3 separate regions of the Homo sapiens genome follow, and regions 1 and 3 are each linked to region 2. The links are chromatin contacts, found by Hi-C or POLR2A ChIA-PET in ENCODE. All regions are on one chromosome and are shown on one strand. Each heading gives the region's core, a stretch centred on a gene start or an enhancer-like site at or near the end of the contact. The rest is flanking DNA. Distances are from core to core; before and after follow the strand shown.

Region 1 (3,923 bases), core at 374-2,873, 59 kb before region 2:
TTAGTCCTAGGCTCCAAGAGAGCCTCCATCCAAGGAGTCTAACAGATAAAGCCTCCACCGTGCCCATCAGCATGGACTAACTGAGGCCTGGCCCAACAGAAGTCAGGAATGATAGGGACAATGGGCTTCTATTCATACATTTACAGAAGCAGCCAGACATGTTCTAATAATTCCCCTGAGTTATCTTTCACCCCAGGTTAGCTGTCTTGGTGGGGGTTAGGACAGAGACATTGGCCTCTAACCCTTTGCAGAACTTAGGACAGAGGCTTTGGGGATGGGATGGGGACCCCATCTAGGGACATTAAGCTCGGGTGAGTCATCCAGCCCCAGAATGAGAAGTCCATTTTCAGACTTAAAAGAGCCTCTTCAGCGCTAACCAAAGAGACAAGCAGCCCCTGGTTGAAAATAAACAATTGTTAGGGCTAGATGCCTTGTACTTGTGTGTTCTGTTTCTCATTTTTAAAAAATGCAAAGTGACTCAATAATTTATATTAGAAACTATGATAACACAGGCCAAAAGGAAAGGGAATAAAAAGTAAGCATTCTTCTAGGAGAAAAACATAAACAAAGCAACATAAAAAGCAAGTTGGCTTTTGAAGCCAGCCATGACTGTGAGGAAGTTTGCCCTTCCTCCTGCCATGGTACTCCTTTGGGAAGCTTCTGTCTTCTGGACGGAAAGGGAAAAGGTCTTTGGGTAGCCACTATGGGGAAGGTGTTGTGCTGGGTGTATAATCCCGACAGTGCTGAGCAATAAGCATTTCTGTTTCCATCTCACTGATTTAGTACTGAAGCTTGAGGAGGTCATGTGGCTTGACCATTGTCACCTGGTAAAATGAGAAGGAGCCAGCACATGAACCCACATCTGTCTGGCTCCAAATCTCCTGCTTCTTATTTAACTCTTTGCTGCCTCTGGTACAAATCAGAATACCTAATTCTCCCTTCCCACAAGAGCCCTTCACAGTTTCAAAAACAACCGCCAGCTCCCCTCCTCTTCCCTGCTTCCAGACCAATGTTTCGCAGCCCAAATAGTCCCAGTCCTGCATCAGTCAGCATGACATGGCTTCATATCTTTGCATCTTTCTTCTCTGAATATGTTCCAATTTGCCCAAATCCCCTTAAACATGTGAGGCCCAGAAGTGGACATGGATTTTCAGATCTGGACTGATGGGCTGACCAAAGCAAAGCCTGCAGGGATTATCTTCCCCTTTGATCTGGAATCGAAGCTGACGGTAGCACAATTTAGGATAGATTCATTAGCTTTGCTGACAGCCACAACACATAGCTGGCTCATAATGAGTGTTCACTCAGCTAAAGCTCCCCAGAGCTTTGCACCCTGGCCTCTGCTAAGCCAGCTTTCCTCGTCCTACACTTGAGCAATTTGTTGTTTGGAGCCTTCATTCAGGATTTTCTCATTATTGATTTCAGTTCCACTCAACAAACACCTGCTGAGCTAGGCACAAGCGCAGGTTGCTGGGGAGCTGGGAGGCGCAGGCACCATTGAGCTCTGCACTGCTATTTTCTACCCCTAGCCCTGCTCAGAGTTCCTCTGGGCTCCCCTGCATCCCCGCTCTGAGGGCCTGGCACACACTGCACTCTTCTCCCAACAGTTCCTTTTGCCTTCCTCAAGAGCAGAGCCACACCTTGAAAATTGCCAGGTCCCTGGAGTAGTTTTTGAGTGACCAGAGCTGTGCCAAGCAGGGTATTTTTGTTAGTGAGTGAGCAGCTGCCCAGAACATTTCAGGAGATGATTTACTCCTTCTCTCAGAGCTGCTTATACCAGAGCTCTCTGTTCCTATCACAGCCTGTACCTCCCATGAAAACCCTGTCACAGTTTCTGATCTGAGAGGAGCCTGTTTGCCTGAAGGAAGAAAAATTCTCTGTTTCTTTCTGCCAGGTTTTCTCGCTTGTCCAGGATGTGTCCCCCTGGCCTGGAAATGGGGGTGGAAGTGTAGGGGCTATTAGCTGACCCCAGCCTGGATCCTGCCCAGCAGTTTGTCTGCAGCTGGAGGGGCCATGTCCTTGGCCCCTACCCTCTGACAAGCTGATAGTGCCTGGGCTTAGTTATGAAGCATTCAACCCCATGAGGCCGGGAGACCGTAGGATAATTCTGGCCCTTTCCAATTCCTTGACCCAAAGCTTGCATTTTAGCTAAAATGTCTTGCAACTTGGTTTGGTGCAAATGGTGGCTGCATGGTATTGTGACAAGAGCTCTAAGCTGGGAGCCAGAGACCTGGGTCTGGGTTCAAACTCTACCACTCACCAGCTATGTGACCTGGGTCTGGGCCTCAGTTTCCTCATCTGCCACAAGAGGGCTGACATATAGACTCTCCAAAGGCTCTTAACGTTGCAGTATTATCTAGTAGTGTGGGTTGTGAGCATGGCTAAGGAGCCAGAGTGCCTGGGTTCACCCCAGCTGTGGCATTTACCAGCTGAGTGACCTGAGGCAAGTTACTTAGGTTATTTAAACCTTACTTCCCTCATCTGTCCATGGGGATAATACTAGTACTTACCTCCTAGGATTCTTATGAGGATTAAAGAAGCACAAAAGTGCTTACAGTGGTGCCAGGCACATAGTAAATGTGCAATAGCTGTGGTAGTGTTCTTGTTTTTATCACTAAGTACCAAGCTGAGTCTAGCCTTAGCTATCAGGGATGGGGCTTCCTGTAGAAGCAGCTGTACTGGCAGCATTGTGTCTTCCTTCATCCTGACAGAGTCTGTGAAGTCAGTTACTACAACAGGAAAACCAGTGACCTCAGAACCAAAGTTCACTTGAAGCCCCCTCCAGCCCCAGCCTCAGCCCAGCCCAGCCCTGGACCTAGCCCAGGCCTGAGGCTTCCCAACCAGGCCCAGCCCCAAACTCCCTCCCTCCCAAGCTCAGGCAGACCCCTGGGCCTGACGGGTGGGTTAGCACACTTGGGCCCCCAAGTCCCGAATCACCAGGCGATTAAACTTGCCTTTTATTGTGGTCCTGAGGATTATAAACAAGCAGGCCTGACATACGGGTCATTCCTGAGACTCCTGCTTCATTGGCTTTAAGGCCCCCTTGGCGGTAAAGAATTTCAAAGCTGCTAACACCATAGTATATTAAAGTGGAATAAATTCCTCTGAATGGTCCTCAGGTGAGAACCAGTGCTGAGCAAATACCTCCTGGTTTCCTCTTGTAGAACCCAAGACTGACCCCTGGTGGTCTGTAAGACCTGCTGAAGCCCAGACTTCACCATGGTCATCCTTGAGAACCTTCTGTGTCTGAATCTGGTGTTCTCTCTTTCTCTCTCTCTCTCTCTCTCTCTTTCTCTCTCTCTCATCTATTAGAACTCTCTCTTTCTTTGTTCTATCAAAGAAAAGACAGAAGTCATTTCCTGAGTCCCTTGGGGGTGGGAATGGCATTGGAGGGAAAGCTTCAAAGCCAGTGCTCAAAGTAGAGTGGCAGAATATACCGTCCTGCCCTCACCCTCTGCACAGACATCAGAGTCCCACTTCTGGCACATAGCCAGGCAACCATCACTGGGCTCATGCTGCACACCCTGCTTTAAGGCCAGGACCAAAGAGCTTGGTCCCAGGCTGTGTCTACACAACCTATGCCTTCAGGGCCAGTGTCTAGACAACCTGCATCTCAATAATCCAATCTGCATACCATGCTTTTGTAACTCCTGTATGTGAAGTTCATATCTCTACAATCCAATTTCTGTACACTGTATGTCTCTTTAACATTTGTCTCTACAATGTATCTGTACACTCCATGTCTGTACAACTCCCCTGTACATAATCCTGTCCTGGGAAGCACATATCCACACAACACACTCATGCTGTCACATGGGTTTCTGCACACAACATGTCAGGGCAGAGAATGGATGACCAACCAGGAGGAGTTTTGCTTGTGGCTCATTTTGAAAAGAACGCCTTCCTCCTCAATTCATACTCCA
Region 2 (4,209 bases), core at 1,631-4,130:
AAGGGAGGAAGGGAACAGAGAGAGGGGAAAGAAAGAAAAGAAAAGAGAGAGAGAAAGGGAAAAGAGAATAGGAAAAAAGAAAAGAAAAGAAAGACAACTAAATCTGGTGCAATAGTAATAGCAAACACTTATAGGCACTTCATGCTATGTATGTATTAACTCATTTTATCCTCACAACAACCCTGCAAAGTGGGTACGATTATATTTATTTTATAGATGAGGAAACTAAGGCAAAGAAATATCAAGGAACTTAACCCAGGACACCTGGTTGTGACAGATGTGGGATTTATACAGGCACTCTGGTTCAAGGATTGTCCTACTAACATGTTACACTCCTTTTAACAAGTATTATTGTCGTCTATGCACCAGGCATTGTATTAAGTTCTTTCTACACCTTACCTCATTTAATCCTGACAATACATTATCTCCAGTGTACAGATAAATAAACTGAGGCACAGAAAGTTTAAGTAACCTGCCCAAGTTCTCAGAGCTACTAAGTCACAGCCAGGACTCAGATCCAGGTGTTCTGGCACAGTCTGCATACTGAGCCACTGTCTGTATATACTATGCTATAGTTCCTTGACTAGTTTATATGCACTCTTGCATTTAATTAATCTTCCCAATAACCCCTGAGAAAGGTACTATTATTACCCCCATTTTCTCAACTGGGAAACTGAGAATTACAGAATCTAAACAAATTACAGTCAGTAATCAAGGACCCAGGATTCAAATGCAGGCATTATCTGGAACTCCCTATTTAAAATCCCTATGCTATAGCAACTTCCTATCCCAATCCAATGCCTGCTTATTCACAGAACACGTGAATTTGAATTTAATTGAACTGAAACATGAATGGTCTTCTCAGGACCTGGTTCACACACCACTTCCTCCCAGATGGCCTCTCTTAATCTGTTGACAGAAATCATCTCTTTTTCCTCTGTTTAATCTCTGAGCTGGCTTTGGTACCCAAAATGGCTCTTGATCACTTCCATAGACAGTCCCACTGCAATTGGGTAAAACTCCCTGTGCCAAGTTGTTGAAGGTGCTATGGCCTGCCCCAGACCTCACTGTGATGACACGAGAGAGCAGGCAGTGGTGGGAAGAGGGAAAGCAGTCACAGGAGAGCAAGAGCTAGCTACCCAGGGTCAGAAACCTCATAAGAAACAAGAACAACAAGGACAGGGAACATAGAGAAGAGACCACAACAACAAAATTTGGAGAAATGGTAAGCAATTGGTTAAATGGTCACTGACTTGGTAGAGCTGTAGACGGTCAATCTTAACCCGACAGTGGAGAAAGCTGAGAATTAACACAATATAATAGGCATGGAGATGAGCGGCACTGATGCCTCTGGATCCGAGGATGGAGAAGGTAAAACAAGTTAGATTGGTCAAGAATTATTTAAGAAGCAATTAGAGCTTCTTTCCGTGCCTCTATGCCCGCAGGTGACTACCCTGCCCCATTCTCAAGAATACAGGAGGTTTATTCTCTGTAGAGCACAAAATAAAGGGTGTCTGGACTGAAGAACAACAGAACCAGTTGAAGGCCAAGATACCACATTAAATTAAGTGAACATACACATATGAAGTGTTGAGACTCTCATCTTGCTACCTGCACCGGGCTCCTAGAACATCAGCAACCAGGCCTTTGCCTTCCAGGCAGCAGAGTGGTAGGGTCTATGAAAGGTATCTGGCTGGTTCAAGAGAAAAGATTTTTTGAAAATTGACATTGGGGTTTTCCCTAGCAAATGGCATAGCTGGATAACCCTACAGAAAAGTTTCCGGTGTATAAACATCCTCTACAGATTTTTAGTCCCCGGCTCCTAAGCATGAGTAGATATCTAAGAATTACCAAGCAGCTTAGGAAAGTCTCCAGCATGAAGGACAGAAACCAAAAGAAATGGGACAGGGGGCGGGAGTGGGGAGGAAACAGGCCATACAAGAAGGAAAACATTAAAAAATTACTTTAGCCGGGCGCGGTGGCTCACGGCCTGCAATCCCAGCACTTTGGGAGGCCAAGACGGGCGGATCACGAGGTCCGAGACCATCCTGGCTAACACAGTGAAACCCCGTCTCTACTAAAAATACAAAAAAAATAGCCGGGCGTGGTGGCGGGCGCCTGCAGTCCCAGCTACTCCGGGGGCAGAGGCAGGAGAATGGCGTGAACCCGGGAGGCGGAGCTTGCAGTGAGCCGAGATTGCGCCACTGCACTGCAGTCTGGGTGACAGAGCTAGACTCCGTCTAAAAAAAAATAAAATAAAATAACTTTAATATGCTCACAGAACTAAAAGAATACATTATATCTATGAAACAAGAATAGGATGCTATAAAAGGGGAGTGGGACCTTCAAAGAACAAGGAGAAGCTCTAGGAAATTAAAAATATAAGAGTGAAAATGAGAAACTCAACAGAAGGACTGAGGAGCTAAGGAAACTACCCAGACTGATGGAAAAGGAAGAATATAAGGTAAGATAATTAAAGAGCCAATTCAGTAGCTCCAATATCTCCACAATAGGAATTCCAGAAACAGAAGACCCTCTAATACCAATTAAAGTCTTCCCAGATGTATAGGCAATGAGTTTCCAGACTGAAAGGGAGTGCCCTGCAAAATAATTAAAAATACCCAAACCAAAGCACATCATTGTGAACTTTCAAAACACAAAGACCCTACACATTTCCAGAGGGAAAAAAAAATAGGTCGTATATAACAAATATGTAGTCTAAAAAATCTTAGCCAAACTATCAATCAAGAGTGAAAGTCCAAACATAAATTTTCAGATAGGCAAGGTCTCAAAAAATGTATCTCCCACTTCCCCTTTCTCAAGAAGCTACTGAGGATGTGCTCCACCCAAATTCGAGGTTAAACCAAAAAAGAGGAAGAATAGAATACAAGAAATAAGAGTACCACAGGGGAGAGAGGCAAAGGGAATCCCTAAATTGATGATGAAAGAATGTCTCAGGATAATAGCTTCGTACCAACTAGGGAAACCAACCAGCAGTTCAGAAAGCTATGGAAAAAACTACTTTAAGAAGATGAATTGAAAGGATATCTGATGTGAATGAAAGGAAATTTAGACAATCTTTGGAGAGTTTGGGGCCAAATTGATGATAAGTACATGAAATAGCCAACATACACATGAACAAAAGGCAATTAAGTCCAGAGAAACCAAAAAGTTATTTACTATAATGGCTCAGACCTGAACAGCATACATGGCCATAATATTTTAAACATTGAATATTGATCTAACCAAAACTACAATTATGTTATTGAGAGGATGGGAAAATGGGAAGGGTGCATGTGTTTGGTGGGACAAGAGGAAAAAAACAGAGCTAAATCCTCAATTTCCATAGTGAGAGGTCAATACATGATGCCTGAAACAAACGAAAAATCAGGAAGCATCAATACAGATATATTGTTGAAGGTAAGGTGGTAAGGATCAAAATATAACTAGAAAAGGTGAAAGTGGTTGCTTCCGTGGAAGGGGAAATAGGTGAGGTGGCTAGGGGCTGTTTTTGTATTAAGTAAACCTGGTAGGACTGATTTAGTCTTTAAACTATGTGCATGTATAATTCTGACAAAAAATTTAAACTTTTTTTTTTTACTTTTATTTTAGGTTCTGAGGTACATAAGCAGGTTTGTTATACAACTTCATGTCATGGTGGTTTGTTGCACACATTATTTCATCACCCAGTTACTAAGCCTAGTACCCAATAGATGCCTATTTTTCTGATCCTCTTCCTCCTCCCTGCCTCTACCCTCAAGTATACCCAGGTGTCTGTTGTTCCCTTCTGTGTGTCCATGAGTTCTCATCATTTAGCTCCCACTTGTAAGTGAGAACATGTGGTATTTGGTTTTCTGTGTTAGTTTGCTAAGGAAAATGGCCTCCAGTTCCATCCATGTTCTTGCAAAAGACGTGATCTTGTTCTTTCTTATGGCCACATAGTGTTCCATGGTGTATATGTACCACATTTTCTTTATCCAATCTGTCATTGATGGTCATTTAGATTGAGTCCATGTCTTTGCTATTGTGAACAGTGCTGCAGTGAACATATGAATGTATGTGTCTTTGTGGTAGAATGATTTATATTCCTTTGGGTATATACCCTATAATGCAATTGCTGGATCAAATGGTAGTTCTGTTTTTTAGCTCTTTGAGGAACTGAGATGCTGCTTTTTACAATAGTTGAACTAACTTATACACCCACAAGCA
Region 3 (4,304 bases), core at 1,237-3,736, 44 kb after region 2:
TCCAGGTCAAAGGAGGCAGCTTCTCTTAATAACCATCCTGGAAAAACACCACATCTGAGAAAAGGTGCCCTCACTGCCTCATTCACTTGTCCCCAACTAATGAGAGTTTCCTGCTTTTGCCCTGGGAGACTGATTATTGCCCTCCTCCTCACTGGGAGGTTGTGGGCAGGGAACATGCCAGTCAGGGAGGCCTCTGCTTGCACCCTCTCTACTCCCCAGTGAAACAGAAGGGGATGTCAAAGGAGCACTTCCCCTTGCAGAGCTTGGACTGCTCCAGGAACGTGCTGCTCAGAGGCCTGTCTTGGCCTCCTTATTGACTGAGGAAAGCAACATCTGTTGGCACAAAACAAAAGCTCTTAACTGTCTTGTTAAAGCCAGAGCTCCTCAACCAGCATCCACTGGGTAATTTTTCTGGGTTAATAGTTGGGCCACAGAGCTGAGAGACAGGGAGGGGTAATAGCCCTTGTTGCCTCTTAAAGCCATCTATACGTCTTGCGTTTGCCATGAACCCATTCCAGCTTTTCCCAGGTTTTGTTCCCCAGGCTTCCCATAGATGGCCTAGGTCAGAGTTTTTTTAATCTCTATTGCATCACAATCACCTGGGGAACTTTGGTAAAACATGAAGACTGAGCTCCACCTGGACTAACTGAACCAGAATCACTCGGGTATGGAACTCAGGGAACCTGTGCTTCTTAAAAACTCATGGAGTAATTCTGATGCACAGTGAGGGTGGTGAACCACAGTTCCAGACAGTTTTCCATAGGTTTGCTGGGCCTTTCTGTAAGCAAGTGGCTGCTGCTTAGAAAACTGTTCCCACCCCATACCCTATGCACAAGCACACACACACACACGCACACACACTGTCTCTCAAGTATCAGGGCTGTAGTGTGGTATAACTGAGTCATGGGCATGAGCCCCTTTCCCAACCTGCCCACCAGGTAAGCTCAGGTCACGAGAGCAATAACTACCACATGTGCAGGTCTTCACTGCTTACCAAGCTTTCTTCAGAGATATGAGTGCCTTTAATCTTCTCAGCTGCCTGGGGAATAGTGATTATATTACCATTCTACCAAGGAGAAACTTGAGGCCTGTGGTAGGCAGAATAATGACACCAAAGATATTCACATCCTAATTCTCAGAACTTGGTGGTTCTGAAAATTAATATAAACCCTTTGAAAAACATTTTGTGTAAAAGCCTTTGATCCAGTGACTCCACATCCAGGAGCCTATCCCAAGGAAAAACTTACAAACATAAAAATCCTTACGAGCAAAAGTATTTATCATAGAGTTATTTATATTTAAAAATTAAAATGATTTACATTTCCAAAATTATGGGAAGGCTTAGGTAAAATATGGTATAGTCACTCAACTATGTAGTCAGTAAAAATGTTCGCTGTGTATATTAATATAGACTATATTTAGTATAATTTAGCACATTTTATATAATTTAGAATATATTTAGACACAATATTTAATTGAAATACCAGGATCTCAAGTTGTATATACAGTATAACTATGTAAAAACTATTTTTTAAATGGAAGGAAATGTTTATTATGTTTCTCTTCTATTGTCTGAACTGTATTTTCAATTCTTTATGAGTATACTTTATAAATGAGTATTACAGTTCACCCCCTGCAAAGAAGTCCACATCCTGATCCCCAGACCTTATGAACATGTTACCTTATGTGGCAAAGGGACTTTGCAGATGGAATTAAGTTAAAATGGGGAGAGTATCCTGGACTATCCAAATGGGCCCAGTGTAATTACAAGGGCCCTTTTAAAAGAAAGACCGGAGGCTCAGAGTCAGAAAAGGAGAGGTGGTGATAGAAGCAGAAATCAGGGTAATGTGTCCAGGAGCCAAGGAATGCAAGCAATCTCTAAAAGTTGGAAATGGGCTGGGCACAGTGGCTTGTGCCTGTAATCCCAGCTGAGGCGGGAGGATTGCTTGAGGCCAGGAGTTTGAGGCCAGCCTGGGCAACACAGCAAGACCCTATCTCCACGAAAAATAAAAAACAAAATTAGCCAGATATAGTGGCGTGTGCCTATAGTCCTAGCTACATAGGAGGCTGAGGCAGGAGAAGTGCTTGAGCCCAGGAGTTCAAGGTTGCAGTGAGCTATATTGCACCACCGCACTCTGGCCCAGGCAACAGGGGGAGACCCTGTCTCAAAACAAAACAAAGTTGGAAAAGACAAAGAGCGGGTTCTCCCCTAGAGCCCCCAGAAGGAACACAGCGTTCGATTTTAGCCCCAACAAGACCCATTTCAGACTTTGACGTCTAGAACTGTAAGCTAATAAACTTCAGTTGTTTTAAGCCATGACATTTATGGTAGTTTGTTACAACAGCAATAGGAAACTAATATAAGACCCGAGGAGGTAAAGTCCAAAGTACCTGTAGGAGCTGAGACCAGTTCTCGTTTCCCTCCTACTGTAGACTCAGGTACCCCAAAGCCCAGAGCTGCCCCTTAAGAGGAGAAGAGACAGCTCCACTGTGTGCATGCACCCCTCTAGGGCTGTGGACTGGTTGAACCTATGGCAGTCCCAGCTGTTGAGCCTTCCCGCCTTCCCCTTTTCCTCTAGAGTCTCCTTCCTAGGGATTACAGTGTGGTGTACAGATAAGAGCAGAGGAACTGACTTGAATATAAGAGCATTTTCCTTTGGAACACTCCACTCCCCAGCCATCAAGGTTTTTATAGCAAACACCATCCATAGCAACAAGATCAAAAATTCTAAACAGGCAAAAGCTAACAATAAATATCTAAAACCATTATGTGTTGAATGACAGTGGTTAGAACAAACAAAAAATTAAACTAAAACCAGAAGGTGAGTTCTACCACTTTTTAAAGTGCCTGCAATCGCAAATACCCATCATCCAGGGGGAGAATTGGGGTTCTTTGGCTTTTGGTTTTTAAGGTGGAGAGAACATTGGCAGAACCTGTTAGGAAATGAATTCCTTTACATTGTTGGTTCTCCAGACCAGCAGTATCAGCACCATCTGAGAACATTATTAAAATGCACATTCTCAGGCTCCACCCAACACCTACTGAAAGAGGAGCTCTGGGGTGGAGCCCAGCCATCTGCTCTAACAAGCCCTCCAGGTGACACTCATGCGCACCAGTTTGAGAACCACCGTCCTACAGGAAATCCAAATGCTGCTAAAAAGTTTGCCTGTCTGCTATCAAACCGAAAACATAACAGTTTCCCAGTATGTAGGTGAACGGCTAGAGTTTGGGGCCAGACTGGCATAAAAAAAAAAAAAAAAAAAAAAAAAAAAAACCTCCGAGTTTGGGGCCGGATTGGCAAGAAAACCGAAGTAAAATACTGACGGGGAAGGGCCTCTTTACAACTTTTTTCTTATGGATGTGTGATATAAATAGTATGCTTGCTGTGCAAACACATCCCCAACCCCTCCTTCCAACCCCATTGCTGCCCCTTACCCTCGCCTACAAAAAAACTCCGTATCCTTCCGTTCCTCAGTCCGGACTCCAGCTTTTTTCCTGGTCTCTCTCAAGTCATCCAAACCTCCTCCCAACCGCCACAAAGCTGCCCACCTACTATGCAAATCTAAACCCTTCCCATTCCCTCCCTTCACACAGTCTTAAAAGTTCCCTCCACAACGAAATTTCGTGTCAGAACTGTCTACTGGAACCCTTGGAAGCAAATAAACCGCCTTCCTCTAGCCTGAGAAACGTTCATCTGTCTCCTCTCCACTCTTGGGACAGCACCAAGAAGCTGGTTCCCGTAGCTTAGGGTTCGCTCGGCTCGGACTAGCCCCGGCTGCTGGGCGAAGCGGAGACTGTTGGAAGACTGTAGTCTGGAAGGTTTAGACTGAGCTGGAGGGACACCATGTGGCCATACCCAGTATGACACCTCAGGCCCGGAGGCTTCTGTTGTTTCTGTGGTGGTGTTTTTGTAAAGACCGTGAAACATGATGTTTAGGGTATTTTTGAGAATTAAAAAAGAGCAAAAGTTCACTCACAATTATGCTAACAAGATTATTGTTATTTCTGTTTCTTTTATTAAACATTTTCTGACAATTACAACAACACCCCCACCCCAAGGAGCACACCTTTCTTTTCAATGGAAATCTGATCATCAGCATTTTCCATGTTCATTCAAGTTTTTTGCAATCATTCTCTTCAGCGATAGATAACAGTAGACCCTCGATACATGCTGGTGCAATGAAATGGAATGAAGGAGCATTCAATTGTAGAGGGATGCTCAAGGTATAGAGGAACAGGGAAGTGAACCATTAATTCCGCCTGGACAGTCAGGGAAGATTTCTGAGAGATGTCATTCGGCTGA

The links. Hi-C counts contacts between places; a loop is a spot of excess contacts on that map. ChIA-PET counts read pairs that join two places held with the same protein, here RNA polymerase II (POLR2A). Pooled maps may share reads with other maps.
Region 1: a loop to region 2 is called in a map of endothelial cell of hepatic sinusoid, with 5 times the contacts of the local background. The contact joins two enhancer-like sites. A Hi-C loop is called at or near these places in 1 of 168 maps with a recorded cell type or tissue (endothelial cell of hepatic sinusoid). POLR2A ChIA-PET finds 5 or more read pairs at or near these places in 2 of 52 experiments (B cell and K562).
Region 3: a loop to region 2 is called in a map of B cell, with 2.2 times the contacts of the local background. The contact joins two enhancer-like sites. A Hi-C loop is called at or near these places in 4 of 168 maps with a recorded cell type or tissue (B cell, Caco-2 and dorsolateral prefrontal cortex), 1 of 37 single-sample maps with no recorded cell type and 1 of 50 pooled maps. POLR2A ChIA-PET finds 5 or more read pairs at or near these places in 4 of 52 experiments (B cell, CD8-positive, alpha-beta memory T cell, Caco-2 and 1 more).

What each region holds. Positions count from the first base shown.
Region 1 is chr11:11,036,276-11,040,198 of GRCh38, reverse strand. No RefSeq gene overlaps it. Among named protein-coding and RNA genes, the nearest start is that of LINC02752, 77 kb to the left of the region's middle. RefSeq lists enhancers at 2,355-2,855, 2,856-3,356. Within about 2 kb of position 1,623, at least 6 of the 41 ENCODE cell types and tissues checked have a DNase peak (open chromatin) inside an H3K27ac peak, as active enhancers do.
Region 2 is chr11:10,978,347-10,982,555 of GRCh38, reverse strand. No RefSeq gene overlaps it. Among named protein-coding and RNA genes, the nearest start is that of ZBED5-AS1, 120 kb to the right of the region's middle. Within about 2 kb of position 2,880, at least 2 of the 41 ENCODE cell types and tissues checked have a DNase peak (open chromatin) inside an H3K27ac peak, as active enhancers do.
Region 3 is chr11:10,933,443-10,937,746 of GRCh38, reverse strand. LOC105379882 (a long non-coding RNA gene) reads right to left here. Exons shown (of 4, transcript XR_001748122.2): 3 at 3,437-4,300. Among named protein-coding and RNA genes, the nearest start is that of ZBED5-AS1, 77 kb to the right of the region's middle. RefSeq lists a silencer at 898-1,086. Within about 2 kb of position 2,486, at least 2 of the 41 ENCODE cell types and tissues checked have a DNase peak (open chromatin) inside an H3K27ac peak, as active enhancers do.